2 separate regions of the Homo sapiens genome follow, and region 1 is linked to region 2. Evidence: read pairs that join two places in POLR2A ChIA-PET (ENCODE). Cell type or tissue: PC-3. All regions are shown on one strand. Each heading gives the region's core, and the rest is flanking DNA. Links, peaks and the distances in the headings are about the cores only. Region 1 holds the start of LINC00618 (long intergenic non-protein coding RNA 618). Region 2 overlaps LINC02304 (long intergenic non-protein coding RNA 2304).

Region 1 (8,334 bases), core at 268-8,267, 220 kb after region 2:
TTGTGTATTGTCTTTCTCACTGCCGTACCAGGGCAAAGATTTTGACTGTCTTGTTCACTGCTGTGGGCCAGGGACTAGGATATCCAGAAAGCTTAGGTCCTCTAAGAAGAGGGGAAGGGGTGGGGAGGAAAGGAGTTGGCAGCAAAACATTCCAAACCAGAGGATGTCAGAACCCAGATATTCTTCAGGAATCTCTGCCTCCCCATTCCCTTCCAGAATGTCTAGGGTAAGTAGAGAATGATAAACATTTGCCCACTCTGGTGACTCCTGAGCAGGAAAAAGTGAGTATCAAGGGAATAAGGGGGTCTTGGGGCCCCATGGCTCCGTTGGGGGATTTTTCTGGTGATAGAGTTAAAATGACACTACACTGAGGGCTGACAACACCACAAAGGGTTGTGGTCTCTCAATTTCCCATGAAGTACTTAGAAATAATCACGTGTAGATCTTGGCTTCTAAATACCATTCTGCACTAAAACGAACCAAGGTTCCATAGAAAAACGGCTGACCTCAGGGCTTGGGCAAGAAAAAATATAAGATGAGCCAGGAATATTTTTTGTGCCAAAAAAATAAGAAAGCACTCAAAGGATGATGGAAAGACGTTCAAAGATATAGATGCCAGTGTGAAAGAGTTCCCACTGGCCAAATCTGGGACTGTTGAGCAATGAAGTATATAATAATCATAACAGATTACAACCCACTGAATAAAATAAATTATAATCCTTGAGTGCATTCTGATATAAAATAAATAAATACATAAAATAGACTAGAAGTAAAAGACAGAATCACCTGGTGATCAGAAATTCAGGCACACTTGCCTTTAAATGCCAGTTCTGCTGAGCAGGAGCTGGACATCCTGATGAGGAGTTGCAGCAGCTCTCTACCCATCTGTGCATGAGACAACACTGGCACCTTGCTCGCAGGCTGCTTTGAGAAGTAAATGAGCGGATCACTGTAATGGAAGCACTAAGCACAGTGCTTAGCACCCAGGAAACACACATGACCATCGCCAGTCTTGTCGTTATCATGATTATTCTTCTTACTGCCCTGGACACTGACAGCTGAGGCATTCACAACAGGACTTCTGAGGTATTCTAAGGAGCTCTGTTCTAGGTTCTAGGAGAATCTTCAGCTCTCGCCTGGATTCTTCTGTGTCTCCCTACAGTAAAATGCAATGTCAGCCCAGTGCCTAGGGGACTGACTTATTGCTCCTATAAATCCTTTCCTTCCAAATTGGGCCCTCTCAGGGTCAGCAGCCAGGAGCCTCATAACCAACTAAATGAGGCAGGAACAGAGCTAAGCCTGAAGTCCCCACGCCCCCCAAAAGCAATGGTTCCTGGTAGTTGCCTGGCACTTCCACCCAACAAGGAACCATCTCCCCTTTGTTTTGTTTACTTCATTAAAGAGTGTGCAGGGAACTTCAGAGAAGGAAGCTGTGGCTTCTGAGAGTTTCACGACTTGCCCAAAATCACACAGTGGACCAGAAACAAGTTCAGTTCCCCTCTTAGAAAATCCTGCCTTTGATATGATTAAGTCCTTACAGACACTGTACACACCAAGGACTATGGTTGGGTCCTTTGAAGAGAGCAGCGGGGTTTGCCCTGAGCCATACAAAGAATAGGTGGCAAAACCAGCTGTGTTGAGCCTGGGGTCCTCCAAACACAGGCAGAGCCCAGAGGGGCCTTGACAGAGAAGCAGGATGGAAGCAGACCCAGGGTATTGGCTTATGGAGACAAGAAAAGGCGAAGTGACTGAGCAGGTTGCATGGAGCCAGGATGTTTGGCCAAATGAAAAGGACTTTCCTTTTTGAAGAATGACTTGAATTCTGATGCGCCTGGGTTAAACTAATAGCTCCAACACTTAGGATTATATTACCTTGGACAAGCTACTTAACCTCAGTTAGCCTGTGTTTCTCCATACATCAAATGGGCTTGTATTAATCCCACCAGTTTGGTAAGTGTTGCCCTGTCCCTTCTTGTCCTTTGCACTAAAGACCACAGTTAGACATGGAGAAAATAACTAAATCACCCGCACGAACCATCTCACTCCATTCCAAACAATTTGCATTATTACTATTATGCAAATAATTCAGTAGAGGCCACAGAGGTTGTATGCTGCAGCCAATAAGAACAGTAACGAGATTATTATATTCTAAATTACTTATTTAGTTTAGCATCTTTGGAAATCAGAATGCATCTGAGAGCTGACATATTCTTACAATTAAGTGGCAGAAATGTTTTCTTTCTTGGTGCGTAAAATAAGCAACACAGCTAACAATAGATGATACTTTAGATATAAGAAAATATGGTAATGACTATTAAAATTTTCTTACTTAATACTTTCTATGTGCCAGGTACTATGCTGAGTGTTTAATGGGCGTCATCTAATTTGATGGTCCCTGAGATAAATTCAATTAGAGCCACTTCAGCAATTGATATGGTTTGGCTCTGTGTGCCCACCCAAATCTCATCTCGAATCATAATCCCCATGTGTCAAGGGAGGGACCTGGTGGGAGATGACTGGATCATGGGGGCCGTTTCCTCCATGTTGTTCTTGTGATAGGAAGTGAGTTCTCACAAGAGCTGATGGTTTTAAAGTGTGGCACTTCCTTGCTCTCTCTCTCTCTCTCGTCTGCCACCGTGTGAGACATGCCTTGCTTCCCCTTTGTCTTCCGCCATGATTGTAAGTCTCCTGAGGTCTCCCTAGCCATGCAGAACTGTGAGTCAATTAAACCTCTTTTCTTTATAAATTGCCCAGTCTCAAGGAGTTCTTTACAACTGTGTGAAAATGGACTACACCGATGAAGAAACTAAAGGACAAAATTATTAAGTAGCTGACACAGTCACGTACCTAGTGTATCAGTCAGGATTGTTCAGAGAATCAGAACCAATCAGATAGTTAGATAGATAATAGATAGTGATTTTTACATATCTATCTATTTATAAATATATATATTAGGTATATATACCTGTATTAGCCCATTCTCATGCTGCTAAAAAGAACTGCCCATGTCTGGATAAGTTATTTTTAAGAAGAGGTTTAATTGACTCACAGTTCTACAGGGCTGGGGAAGCTTCTGGAAACTTACAATCATGGTGGAAGGGGGAGCAAACATATCCTTCTTCACATGGCGACAAGAAGGAGAAGAATGAGAGACGAGCAAATGCGGAAGTCCCTTATAAACCAACAGATCTCATGAGAATGTACTCACTATCACAAGAATAATAGCATAGGGGAAGCTGCCCCTATGATTCAATTACCTTCCACCAGGTCCCACCCACTACACGTGGAGCTTATAGGAACTACAATTCAAGATGAGATTTGGGTGAGGACACAGCCAAACCACATCAATACCCCAAAATATGTACATAGATTTATTATCTATCAAGAGATTTGTTATATATGAAGAGATTTATTTTACATATAAAAAATATATACAGCATAAATTATATATATATACCTCTCCAGTTCCAAAAGCATGCTATATATTCTCTCTCACTCTCCCTCTAGATTTTTCTAGATCTCTCTCTATAGATACATCCATAGATCTAGAGAGAGTGTGTGTGTGTGAGAGAGAGAGTATATAGCATGTTTTTGGAACTGGAGAGATAAATATCAGAAGAAACTATCAGAATAGTTGAAGGTGTTTGCTTTGTGGATCAGGAATCAAGAGAAGGAAGTTCAGACACAGGGCTTGTGTTTTTCACTATAAGCCATATAGAACAATTTGATTTTAAACTCCATGTATGTATCACAACAATAAAAATTAGAGTTATAAAAAAAAAACGAAAACAAGTTTCCAGCACGATGAGAATCTGGGGAACTGACCACCAGTTTACCTTCTCTAACTCTTCCCTCAAAATCTCTCTGCTCCAGCTTAACAAGCCTCTTCCACCCTGATGCCTCTCTCTTCTCACCTAGAGAATGGGACTGCAGAGCCGCCTGGAATGCCAGCAAGTTGACCCACGTGGCAAAGTACTTTCTGATCTTTCTCTCCCTTACAGATCATCATAGTAAATGTGCTGTGCCCTAATCAGACACGGATACACAAAACCGGATATGATGTGGCCCCTGCTGGCCTCTCCAAGGACATATCAAGCCACTCTCCCCAACCCTGACACTGGCCTGCCAAGCTCTTTCCCACCTCAGGGCCTTGGCAGGCTCTTCCCACTGCTTTGGACGTTGTCCCCATTCCTGCATCCCCTGTAGCTGGTTCTGCTTCCTGCTGCAAATTTAATTTGCAGGTATGGCCTTCCTGCAGAGGTGTGGCCATCCCTAACCAAACTAATTAGGCCCTCATTCCATTTTCTCCTCTCCCTTCTCGAAACATAACAGTTACCACATTTTAAATGTGATACCAGTTTGTTTGCCATCTATTGCTACTCAATAGATTGTAAGTGCCATGTGGGAAAGGAGCAAGTTCATTTTATTTTTAAATTTTGCATAGCACCTGGCAAACAGCAGGCCCTCAACTGAATGAATGAGAGAAGAACGGTGGCAGCTAAATGTCACAAGAGGCCACTGTGTTCGCACCAAGCCCCTATATGCCTCAGTTAGTTTTGACCAGGTCTTCACTTGACTGAGTCCCCAGGCATAAAAGTCTCTAGTTTAGGCATTAACATAGGAGCATGACATCAATTATTTGCAGTGTCCTGGAGTTCATACCAGTTAACACTTTATATACAGCATGGCTATGGTCTGATGCCTGTATCCTCCCAAAATCCATATGTTGAAATCCTAACTCACAAGGTGGCATTAGCAGGTGGAATCTTTGTGAAGTGATTAGGTCTTGAAGGTAGAGCCCTCAAGACTGGAATTAGTGCCCTTATAAAAGACCCCAGAGAACTAGCTTGCCTCTTCCACCATGGGACACAGCAAGAAGGTGCTGTCTATGTATGAACTGGGAAGCAGGACCTCACCAGACACCAAGTTTGCCAGTGCCTTGACCTTGGACTTTCCAGCCTCCTGAACTGTGAGAAGTAAACGCCTGTTGTTTATAAGTCACCCAGCCTATGATATTTTGTCATAGCAGGGCCCACATGGACCAAAACAAGTACTCACTCTGGGCCAGATCCCATTCCAAGAAATTTACACACAGAAACTCACTGGATTCTCATCACAGCTCTACTAAGTGGGTGGAGTTTTTAATCCCCATTTTACAGATGAGAAAACTGAGACAAGAGAGCCTAAGCAAGTTTCCCAATCCACGCAGTTGGTATGTCAGGATGCAGACCCAGGGACTAGCTCCAGAGTCTACAGTCAACCACTGCACGATGTCCATGAGAACAACAAAGTCAGGTATGAAACAGGATGTGGCTTGCCTTGTGAAAAGCACTCGCTGCCATTACAAGCCCTCACTATGTGCTAGACACACTCCTGGGCACTTTTCATATTTGTCTCCTTAGTGATTTAACACTGCCATCAGATCACACGATCATCCCCGCTTACAGCTGCCAAAATCCCCAGGGTCTCTCGGCAGGTGAGTTGAGAGCTGCCGTTTGAACCCAGGATTCCCTGCCTCGAAAGCCCATATGCATTTTCTGCTGCTTCTTGTGCTTTTGTGCTGGAAGAAGAGGAGTTGGAGGGTTGAGCGAAGCAAAAGAAAAAGAAAAATCAGCCAGTGTCTCCACTAAACGTTTCTAATGGCAGGGAGTTAAGCAATGGAGTACATCCCACACATAATGACAGTCACTCCAGCTTGGAAGGGGAAAGCCATTATACCTCCTTCTAAGAATAGACGTCAGCATAATTGAAATGACAATTCTTGCAATCCTCAGGTAATGAAGATTATTTTGAAATGAAAATCTTTTTTTTGTTTTTCTTTTTTTTTTCATTTACCTACTTGCAAGGACATTTTTCTTTTCAGAGGAAGGTCGTTGAGGTCTCCCTTGACAGAAGCGCCACTGTCTTTCTGAGCGGGTAGGTCCACCTTGATCGTCCAAGCTCTGACGCTGGGTGGCTTCGATCCAGAGTGTCCCGGGGTGTGGCTGGAGGGTGGATATAGGATTCGGAGCCATGCTGATAACATGCTGGTAACATGGAGTTTCCCAGGGACAAGGGACGAGGTGACCTACCAGGTCTCTCTCCGTCAGCCTCAGAGCCCACAGGGCTGGGCAGTGGTGGGCTGGGCAAGGGGAAGGAAATTCATCTCTGGAAACTGCCCTCCTGGAGGCCACCTGAAGTCGAAGACAAGAAGTGAAATTCAGAAGCTGCTCCGGGGTCACACTGTCTGTCTCTGGATCTGGATCTTAGGGAAAGAGCTGCCCCCCACAGTCCCACCTGTGAATCTACTCTATCTTCTATCAGTTGTGTGGTTGTATTCACCTTCCTGAAATTTCTTTCCCCTTCCCCTGACAAGAATTTTCTGCTTCTATCAATATCTGGGAACTCCTTGAGGGAAGGGGTCATACATTTTTACCTTCTGTTACCGGTATAATTGTGCCCCCACCAAAAAGACGTCAAAATCCTAACTCCCAGCGCCAGCGAATGTGACTGCATTTGTAAATAAGGTCCTTGCAGATGTAAATAGTTATGATGCGGTCCTACTGGACTAGGCTAGGAGCTAATCCAATAGGACCGCTGTCAGAATAAAAGGGGATATCTGGACACATTCAGGCACACAGGGAACACACCCTGTGAAGATTAGAGATCTGCAGCCACAAGCCAAGGAGCTACGAGAAGCTCAGAGGGAGACCTGGAACGGAGCCTCCCCAATGCCTTCAGAGGGAGCACAGCCCTGCCCACACCCTGACGCAGGCTTCCAGCCTGCAGCCCTGGGAAGCAGGACGTTTCTGCTGTTTAAGCTGCTCTTTTGCAGCCTTGTGTTATGGCAGGCCTGGGAAACTAATACAGTGGGTCATGTTATTTGTCTCAATTTCACAGATGGAGAAGTTGAGGCTCAAAGAAAGGGAGCCACCCAAGATCTCATGGCAGGAAGAGAGTGGGACTGAACCCAGCTCAGGCTGACCCGGAGCCCCAGGGACCCGAGGCTGTGGGAACCTGGTTTCCGGCTAGGACTTCGCGAAGGGCTCAGGGGCACAGCTCAGAGACTCCCTGCAACTGAGCCCCTCCGGGGGAGAAGGGGCCATGGAGCTGCTGGCCTCTCTGATGGGTGGGAAATAAGCCTCAGGCCAGCCTCACCCTTCCCACGATCTTGTGCTCTTCACCTGCCTTGCTCAGGAAAGCTAGGGCCCATCTTTTAACTCCTCCTGTTAGACCAGTACCTGTTAGAAACATGAACCCAAATGTGGGACTTTCCAATCTTTGCGGGACACTTCAAGGTCTGCTAAGAACCAGGCCCTCTCTGCAGTCGCACACGGCAGCAACGCCAGCAAGATCTGGGGGCAGGTTTTCTTCCACGTGGTTGAAAAGAGTTCCATCCCAGTGGCTGGGGCAGCCAGGGCTAGGCGGAACTAGAGGACCTCTCTCCAAGACACAGACGAAGATCTGGGGGAACCCGTTCCAAGGACCAAAAAGTCCTATCCAGGCACTGGTGCCTGCCTTGGCTTTAAAACAGCCTCCTCCTTGTCACCTGTGCATCTTACCTGCACAAACAGCACCATGGATGCAACGTGTCCCCACCCCTTGCACGCCAGCCCTGCACACTCCGCCCACGTCTCTACACCATCCTGAAGAGATGTCATCTCGTCCTCTCGTGGTTCCCAGCTGAGTCAAGTCATAATGGCATTCAGAAGGCAGTTCTGGTCTCCTAAGGAGAAAGGGGACACTTGGTGAGGCAGAATGAGCACAGGGCAGGCAGCCCGGCAAGTCACGTTCCCATCTTGTCCCCACCTGCCACGATTTAGCTCTGTGAGCCTTGCCTCCACCCCGCCTCTTCTTCTGACCAACATCTAAACCTCCTTCAAGATTTAGCTCAAGCCTTGCCCTTGCAAAACCTTCCAGGCCTCGCCACCATGCACAGCCTGGGCAAGCTGCCCACAGGCCCCCCGTGCCCTTGACACACATACCCCCTGTATTATCAATGTCTCGGTGCTGTTTGCCAGCCTGACTGTGGGCTGCTGAGTTGGGGGTGGGGGCACTGCAAAGTGCAAGTCTATGCCGATGTATTCGAAGTGACCCAAGGGGCAGTCCACGAGCTGGCAGAGGACTTTGCCTGCAAGGTGGCCTGAACTCCATCCCTCGTTATTCGGTACTTGGGTAGGGTTGGGCAGTACCTGGGAGGGTCACATTATAATTGGGGGCACTGGCCATGGGGCCAGGCTGCCTGGGTTCAAACTGTGGCTCTGCTACTTAGTCGTTCTGTAGAATCTTGAGTATGCTGCTGAAATGCCCTGTGCCTCAGCTTCCTCGTCCATAAAATGGGGAGAATACAAGTAA
Region 2 (8,334 bases), core at 300-8,299:
CTGATTTCCACAATGGTTGAACTAGTTTACAGTCCCACCAACAGTGTAAAAGTGTTCCTATTTCTCCACATCCTCTCAAGCACCTGATGTTTCCTGACTTTTTAATGATCACCATTCTAACTGGTGTGAGATGGTATCTCATTGTGGTTTTGATTTGCATTTCTCTGATGGCCAGTAATGATGAGCATTTTTTCATATGTCTTTTGGCTGCATAAATGTCTTCTCCAGGTGAGTCATTTCTAGTGACAGCAACGTCATCTCCTGGCGAGGGTTTGCAAGCAGAGGTGTGATGCGATCACCATGGCCGTTTATAAAGATGACTCTGCCGCCAGCGGCGTCTGCTATAAGCAGGGGAGTCACCACAAATGGGGATTAACTGGCCTGAGTGAGACTAAAAGCACATTTGATTAAAGCCAGTAAGGCTCCAGAATTTCTACATGGGAGGGGCTGGGGGTGCCTATCTGCTTGGAAGAGAGGACTGGGGACCTGGTTTTAAAGCTGAAGTGCTGTAATCAACTCACAGTGTATTCTTATATCTTTTTCTGGGGTGGCCTGGGGGCTACAGTACTGAGAGAGTTGGAAGAGGAAAGAAAAGCCCCCCAAGCCACGCCTTCCAATTAAAATAGATTCTTCCGTCATCACTAAAAAAAAATTAAATAAATGAATACGGCCAGACGTGGTGGCTCACGCCTGTAATCTCAGCACTTTGGGAAGCTGAGGCGGGCAGATCACGAGGTCAAGAGATCGAGACCATTCTGGCCAACATGGTGAAACCCCGTCTCTACTAAAAATTCAAAAATTAGCTGGGTGTGATGGTGTGCGCCTGTAGTCCCAGCTACTCGGGAGGGTGAGGCAGGAGAATCGCTTGAACCCGGGAGGCAGAGGTTGTAGTGAACCAAGACCATGCCACTGCACTCCAGCCTGGCAACAGAGTGAGACTCCGTCTCAAAAATAATAATAATAATACTATAATAAAAATAAAAAATAAATGAATACAAGGGATGAGTTAGCTCCTTTGCACCAGAACAGAGAACAGTTAGGACATGGCCAGTGAAGCAGAGTGTACCCTTCTGATAGGGCTACCAGGTTAAATTCAGGAGGCCCAGTTAAATTTGAATTTCAGATACACACAAATAATGTTTATAAGTATGTCCCAAATGTCATATTATTTGTTGTCTATCTGAAATTCTAATTTAACTGGGAGTCCTATAGCTTTCTTTGCTAAATCTGGCCACCCTACCTTCTGAACTGTCTCCAGATGGAACATTTCTGCTCCCCAGGATGCCACTCTGCAACTAGAAGGCATGGCTTTCTGTCCATGGAGGTCTCTCCGTCTCCAGCTCAGCCAGAACCAGCTTTGGACATTTTCTGGCTAAGGCATTCCAGGGGAGTTATTCATGGAACTGCACTTCCCTGGAGCTTGAGTCCTTCTGGGGGCTTCATTTTTCCTTCAAGGCATTGAAAAGCTGGGCGAGGGGACCTCCCATTGCTTTTGAGACTGTTTGGTTGACAGAGCCAAGAAGAAAAGAAAGGGAAATAATCTGCAAAAGGAATTTTGGAAGAAATAAAATGTCGGTAGGGGAAGGTTTTCCATGGCAATCTAGAATGACCCAGGAGCTGACCCAGCACGTCCTGCAGCCCTGCCACCACCACCACCAACCTGGTGATGAGCTTAAGGACAATTGCAAAGCATAGGACAAACCATTCGCCCACCTCCCTGCCTCCAGGGACCCCAGCTCCCATCATTACCATGGCCTGACATGATTTTTCCTCCCTACTCCCACTCATTGCTCCTCGACCGGGTCCTCAGCAAGGAAAAACTGGATTCAGACAACCTGGAGTCTAACTCCCCACTCTCTCACTGACTACAGTGGGGGCAAGTTAATTGTCCTTCCTAGTGCAGGCAACAAACAGGCTTAAACAAGCTAATGCAGACAAGCCCTAAAGGACAACGGTGTGTGCCTTGTTCCTCCTGGCAGGGCCATGCCTAGCAGGGTGTCCAATTCATAGTAGATGCTCAATAAATCTTCCCTGTGTCTGAACCTGGAATGAGGAAATGCTGGGCTCCGTGGTCTGTGCTATTCTGATTATAAGGAGAAATAAATGGGCTTTTCTGAAACAGCAGACACTATTCACTACTAAATTCACTTTAAAGCCCACCAGGAAAAAAAAAGGGGGCCTCTCCATCCCTTATCACCACTGAGGAAAGAGATAAGGCTTATACCCAGAATGAATTCAGGCTTATATTTATGTAGAGAAGTAATCACACCATCAAAGCTGAACAAGAAAGTGAAAGGGTGTTAAGACAAATGAATTTAAAAGCACACAATACCAGTCCCTGATTTGCTTTCCCAGGCAATGAAATATTTCAGAAGATTAAAAATGGTTATGTAACACCCAGAATCCACATTGTCAAAAAGATTTGTAACTCAATGTTTTCCTACCCAGGTACCAAATGAAAGAGTTTCATCTTGGGTTTGATCCTGGCAATTTTTTTTAAAGATATAAAATATATTGAAATATTTAAATTGTTTGTCAGATGTAAACTTGCCCATGTCCTGACACTTTTAAAATATATCGTGGCTTCAAACATCACTTCTCCTGATAGGATTTTTTAAGTTGTTTTATAATGCATTAATAGTGAAGATCAGAATCCGAAAGACTACTGTATTTGTAATGTTCACTTTTTTTTTTTTTCCCCTCATCCCCTATAATTTCCAGAATGTAATTCTGCCCCCAGCTGGTTAAAACATCTCTGACATCAGAGAGAAATGGGAAACTTCTAAATGTCTCCATTCATCGGGGACCTTCATCGGGGGAGGACAAGGGCATTTGGCTTGCACAGCTAACAATCGCCTTCGGGAATGAGGTTCCCTCAACTCTGGAAGGCTGTGTTTGTTTGTCAGAGGCAAGTACGCACTATTTCTCTTTATACAAGCAAGGAAACCTAAAAAGAGGGGAATGCATTTCAGAAAGACCCAGGTTTGCTCTCTTCCTCCTCTGGAGCCTTACCCTTAATGAGGTATCGATTGCCTGGCTATGATAATTGTGCCGTCACTGGAGATCAGTCCAGGATGGAAAGTTAATAAAGATGACTATCACACCACAGTCTGCGTCTGAAGGCACGCCAAGGCACTCGGATTTGTTTTCTTAATGTGGGTGTTTTCTCCTTTTCCATTAAGTTTTCTAAAATGTATTCCGGCTTGCTCACACTGCTGCAAGAGCTGCGGAACCAGCATCTCTAGTACTGCAGTGAGCTCTGCTCTCAGTAAGGTGGGTCGTCTTTCTCCCCCATGTCAGCAAGGAGCAGCCAGGGGTGTGGAGCCCAGGCCAGGGTCCGTACGTTTGTAAAGGCTACATCTTTGACCGCCTACACCCCACAGCGACCGTCAGCCACCTTTGTGGTGGAGGAGGGAATTTTGGAGCTCACAAGGGCCGGCCGGATGCGGTGGCTCACGCCTGTAATCCCAGCACTTTGGGAGGCCGAGGCGGGCGGATCACAAGGTCAGGAGATCGAAACCATCCTGGCTAACACGGTGAAACCCCGTCTCTACTAAAAAATAGAAAATAGAAAAAATTAGCCGGGCATGGTGGCGGGCGCCTGTAGTCCCAGCTACTCGGGAGGCTGAGGCAGGAGAATGGTGTGAACCCAGGAGGCGGAGCTTGCAGTGAGCCGAGATCACACCTGAGGCAGGAGAAATGTGTGAACCCGGGAGGTGGAGCTTTCAGGGAGCTGAGATCGCACCACTGCACTCCAGCCTGGGTGACAGAGCAAGACTCTGTCTCAAAAAAGAAAAGAAAAAAAAAAAAAAAAACAAAAAAAAAAGAACTCACAGGGGCCTCTACAGAGAACTCAGAAAATGGCGTTGAAGTCTAAGCTGCCAATCCCCCAGTTCAAGAGAGCAACTGGAGACCTGAGAGGCCCAGGGATTTTTAGTCAGAATGGCTCTTTTAAGATTTTAAGAAGAGGCTCAATGGAATGAGTGAAAGAATAGTGGCATTCCTTATCTGCCTGTCTTAAAATTACCTGGTGCTGACCCTTGGTGATCTAACAGGGCGTAGTCGACAGAAAGGTGACTCTGGAACAAGAAGGTCTGGGTTCAAATCCCGCTTCTGTCAACTCCTATCTTGTGACTTTTGAAGGCCGTTTGACTTCACAGGACCTCCTTTCATTGTTTGTGAAATTTGCAAAGTCATGATCAAGATTTAAAAAATAGCAGTGCGTCTGAAAGTGCTGGTACATTCCTAGGAGTGCCGAGGCACTCAGTGAATAGAAATAGTTCTTCTCTTCCCAGAGTTTAAGATGAGAGTGGCACACTTTTTCTGTAAAAAGCCACATCTAATACATAGTTTAGGCTTTTCAGTTTGTCCTTCCTAGTGCAGGCAACAAACAGGCTTAAATGAGCTAATGCAGACTAAGAGGCAAAATCAAGAGTATGACATACTTATACAATAAGAGGGAAAACATTTTTTCTCAAAATTTTTATTGATGAAATTAAACATGGAATGGTTGGGTGTATTTATTTTTTATCATACAGGTCTGCACGTAAGAAAAATGAATTTTTTGAGATAATATTTTATTTAACATTTGATAGTGTTTCCTATCTTCAAATCAACTGCAAATGTTCATTGTAAAAACTGTTCTCAGCTTGCAAGCCATACACAAACAGGCTCAGGCTGGATGTGACTACAGGCTGTAATTTGCCAACCCTTGGTTTCTGAACAGAAAGCCTTCCCTCCCACACGTGCATCTCGGTTCACGTCCTCTGGCCCCTTTAGGTTCTTGAATCAAACTGCTTGCCTTCCCTTCTGCTGCACTCTGAGTGTTTGTGCCCCCTAAATTCCTGCATTGAAACCTGTCCCCAGTGTGATGGTATTAAGAGGTGAGCCTTTAAGGAGCTCTCACAAATGGGATTGGTGTCCTTGTAAAAGAAGTTCGAGGGAGCTTGTTTATCCCTTCCGCCATGTGAGGACACAGTGAGAAGGCACCGTATGTAAACCAGAAAGTGGTCCCAGACACTGACTTTGCTGGCTCCTTAATCTTGGACTTCCCAGCCTCCAGAACTGTGACAAATAAATGCTCATTGTTTATAAATTGTCCAGTCTATAATATCTTTGTTATAGCAGCCTGAACTAAGATACTTTCACTTACCATAAGACCATGCTCCTCTGTCACCTCTTCTGAGAAGCCTTCCCTGATTCTGCCTTGTCCATACAGAATGAATAGCACCATCTCTTCTTTTATTTATTTATTTATTATTCATTTATTTATTATATTTTAAGTTCTAGGGTACATGTGCACAACGTGCAGGTTTGTTACATATGTATACATGTGCCATGTTGGTGTGCTGCACCCGTTAACTCGTCATCCACATTAGGCATATCTCCTAATGCTATCCCTCCCCCCTCCCCTCACCCCATGACAGGCCCTGGTGTGTGATGTTCCCCACCCTGTGTCCAAGTGTTCTCATTGTTCAATTCCCACCTATGAGTGAGAAATGCAGTGTTTGGTTTTCAGTCCTTGTGATAGTTTGCTCAGAATGATGGTTTCTAGCTTCATCCATGTCCCTACAAAGGACATGAACTCATTCTTTTTTATGGCTGCATAGTATTCCATGGTGTATATGTGCCACATTTTCTTAATCCAGTCTATCATTGTTGGACATTTGGGTTGGTTCCAAGTCTTTGCTATTGTGAACAGTGCCAAAATAAACATACATGTGCATGTGTCTTTATAACAGCATGATTTATAATCCTTTGGGTATATACCCAGTAATGGGATGGCTGGGTAAAATGGTATTTCTAGTTCTAGATCCTTGAGGAATTGCCACACTGTCTTCCACAATGGTTGAACTAGTTGACAGTCCCACCAACAGTGTAAAAGTGTTCCTATTTCTCTACATCTTCTCCAGCACCCATTGTTTCCTGACTTTTTAATGATCACCATTCTAACTGAATAGCACCATCTCTTCTTAACACAGTCTCCTTTGGCTGACTCTGCAGGGAGACAGACAGCCCCTTGAGGGCAGCCCTGGGTTTTCTTATTCAGTGTATTCAGTAGATATAGCCCCAGCACCTACAGAGCTAAGCACATGTCTTTGGGGAAGGAAAGGAGGTAGGGGTTAAATCTGGGCCGCACCAGGGACAAAGATCTTGCCTCCTCCCAGCTATAGAGTAGGAGCCATGGGTGATCAATAACAATAATAAGTGCTAGCACAGACCCAGTGTTCACCACTAACTGGGCATTTCATTGTCATTGTATTATCTCACTTAATCCTTACCCATAGTATAAGGTAGATACTGTTATCTCTCCATTTTACAGATGAGAAAAATTGAGGTCAAATTGCTTGGGTGAGGTCTATGGTAGTGTGCGGTCAAGCCAGGAGTCAAACCTGTGGACATCTCACTCCTGGGCCCATTCAATTGCCCCAGCCCCTGCCTGTGCAGGCTGCTCCTCACACGGCATCCTGTCCCATCTCTACAGCCCAGTGAGCTTCCCTAATATCACCATTTCATTACCATTTTCCTTTTAATCCTCCAATGTTATGAACTTGAAGCCAGACCCCCGAAAGTTCCATATTATATATTGAAGACATTTCCCCAGATGTCCCAATGCTGCTGCTTGTCCCTTTGCCTGTGGTCCAGGCAGAAGAGGTGAAACCAGGTGGGGGAGTCATTGAATGGCCATCCTAAAGGTGCCCTTGGCAATCACATGGGGAAACTGAGGCTCAGAAAGGTGAAGGGCCCTTTCCCAAGTGTCACAGCTCTATGATGATAGAAGCAGAGCCTAGAATAGCAGCAACAGCTATGGAGGCAAAAAAGATGAGGTTACACTGAGCACCAACCATGTGTCAGGCAGTATGCAAAAGAGCTTCCCTGGATGAGCTCCGGCAAATACCCAGTGCCACAGCACTGGGCACCATCATAATGTCCTGGAGAATGAGGTTAGTTCACACATTGGTAAATGAAGGAGCTGAGCCAGCTGGACCTCGCCCAGCCCCATCCCTGTGTTCCTCGGGAAGGTGGATGTGGTGCAGGGGCCACCTCGGACCAAAGGGCCATGCCAGAGTCCCCCTGGCAGGACTGGGTCTGCAGCATCAGGAGTGACCTGATGGTCTCCCCTCAAACTATGTCAAGGCTTTGTGGTTCTGGTATTTCCACCAAGCTGAATAAGTGCCACCAGGAGATCCAAGTTCTGTCTCAGCTGTGCCTCTTCCTGCCCCTATGACTTTGAGAAGGCCACTTCATCTCTCAGAGACTCAAGTTTCCTTCTCAGTGAAACAGAGCTCCTGGTGGCTTCTCAATGGCTCTTGAGTTGGTCTTCAGTCCAAGAGTTCCATTGGCTGTTCAGTTTCATTTCCACCATGCTCCCGTGAATCACCGACCAGTGCCCTGCTCTGCTGAAATCAACCAAGTCCCAATTTCTCTCGCTTCCACACCTAACCCTGTGCCTCCTTCCATCACCTCCTGGGAGTCACCTGCTCTTATGGTTTGGCTGTGTCCCCACCCAAATCTCATCTTGAATTCCCACATGTTGTGGGAGGGACCTGGTTGGGGGGTAACTGAATCATGGGGGCAGGTGTCTCCCATGCTGTTCTCATGATAGTGAGCAAGTCTCATGAGATCTGACGGTATGATAAGGGGGAGTTCCCCTGCACAAGCACTGTTCATCTGCTGCCATCCATGTAAGATGTGATTTGCTCCTCCTTGCCTTCCACCGTGATTGTGAGGCTGCCCCAGCCACGTGGAACTGTAAGTCCAATTCGACCTCTTTCTTTTGTAAATTTCCCAGTCTTGGGTATGTCTTTATCAGCAATGTGACAACAGACTAATACATCTGTCCTCTACCACATCTCCACTCACAGGCCCTGCTGGTGCTGGAATGCAAGGATGGAATGGGTGCAATCTCTGCCCTCAAGGAGCTCACCATCTGCAGAGGAGATGCCACACCCATTCACATGGGTCTAATCTTGGAGGACAGTGACCAGTGCCATAGACAGGGAGGTGTACACTGCTATGGAAGTTTAGAGGTGGAGATTTCTTTAAAAAGAAGAGGATAGGAGGATAGGCAGGCTTCCTGAAGGGGCAGCATCTTAACCTGGAGGGGGACAAGTAGATCTGACTTGGAGATTTGGGTGTTGAGGGAAGGGTCAAGGAGCGAAATAAAAGCAAGCACAGTAGGCCGGAAAGAACCCATTTTACAGATCTGCAAATTGGCTCCACCAAAAGCTTTTCCATCTGCTTTCCCATTTGTCTCCTCTCCCAGAGGGGCTTCCGCTTGTGAGCACCTCCAAGTGGGGATGCTTTCCATCCGAGTCCCAGAGCTCTGCCCAA

The links. Peaks named below come from ENCODE experiments on the same cell type or tissue, not always from the same donor. Only the 100,000 strongest peaks of a DNase experiment are listed, where the experiment ranks them.
Region 1: POLR2A ChIA-PET joins it to region 2 with 12 read pairs; 2 of 35 experiments call an interaction of 5 or more read pairs at or near these places.

The regions. Positions count from the first base shown.
Region 1 is chr14:96,942,888-96,951,221 of GRCh38, reverse strand. LINC00618 (long intergenic non-protein coding RNA 618) reads right to left here and starts at 7,643. Exons shown (of 3, transcript NR_104113.1): 1 at 7,542-7,643; 2 at 6,072-6,173; 3 at 5,828-5,984. In PC-3, for the core only: no CTCF peak of the experiment used is centred there; no DNase peak of the experiment used is centred there.
Region 2 is chr14:97,158,669-97,167,002 of GRCh38, reverse strand. LINC02304 (long intergenic non-protein coding RNA 2304) reads right to left here. Exons shown (of 2, transcript NR_146554.1): 2 at 8,267-8,334. Among named protein-coding and RNA genes, the nearest start is that of LINC02304, 8.0 kb to the right of the region's middle. In PC-3, for the core only: a CTCF peak has its summit at 2,747 (motif pointing left); no DNase peak of the experiment used is centred there; H3K4me3 peaks cover 768 bases; H3K27ac peaks cover 4,005 bases.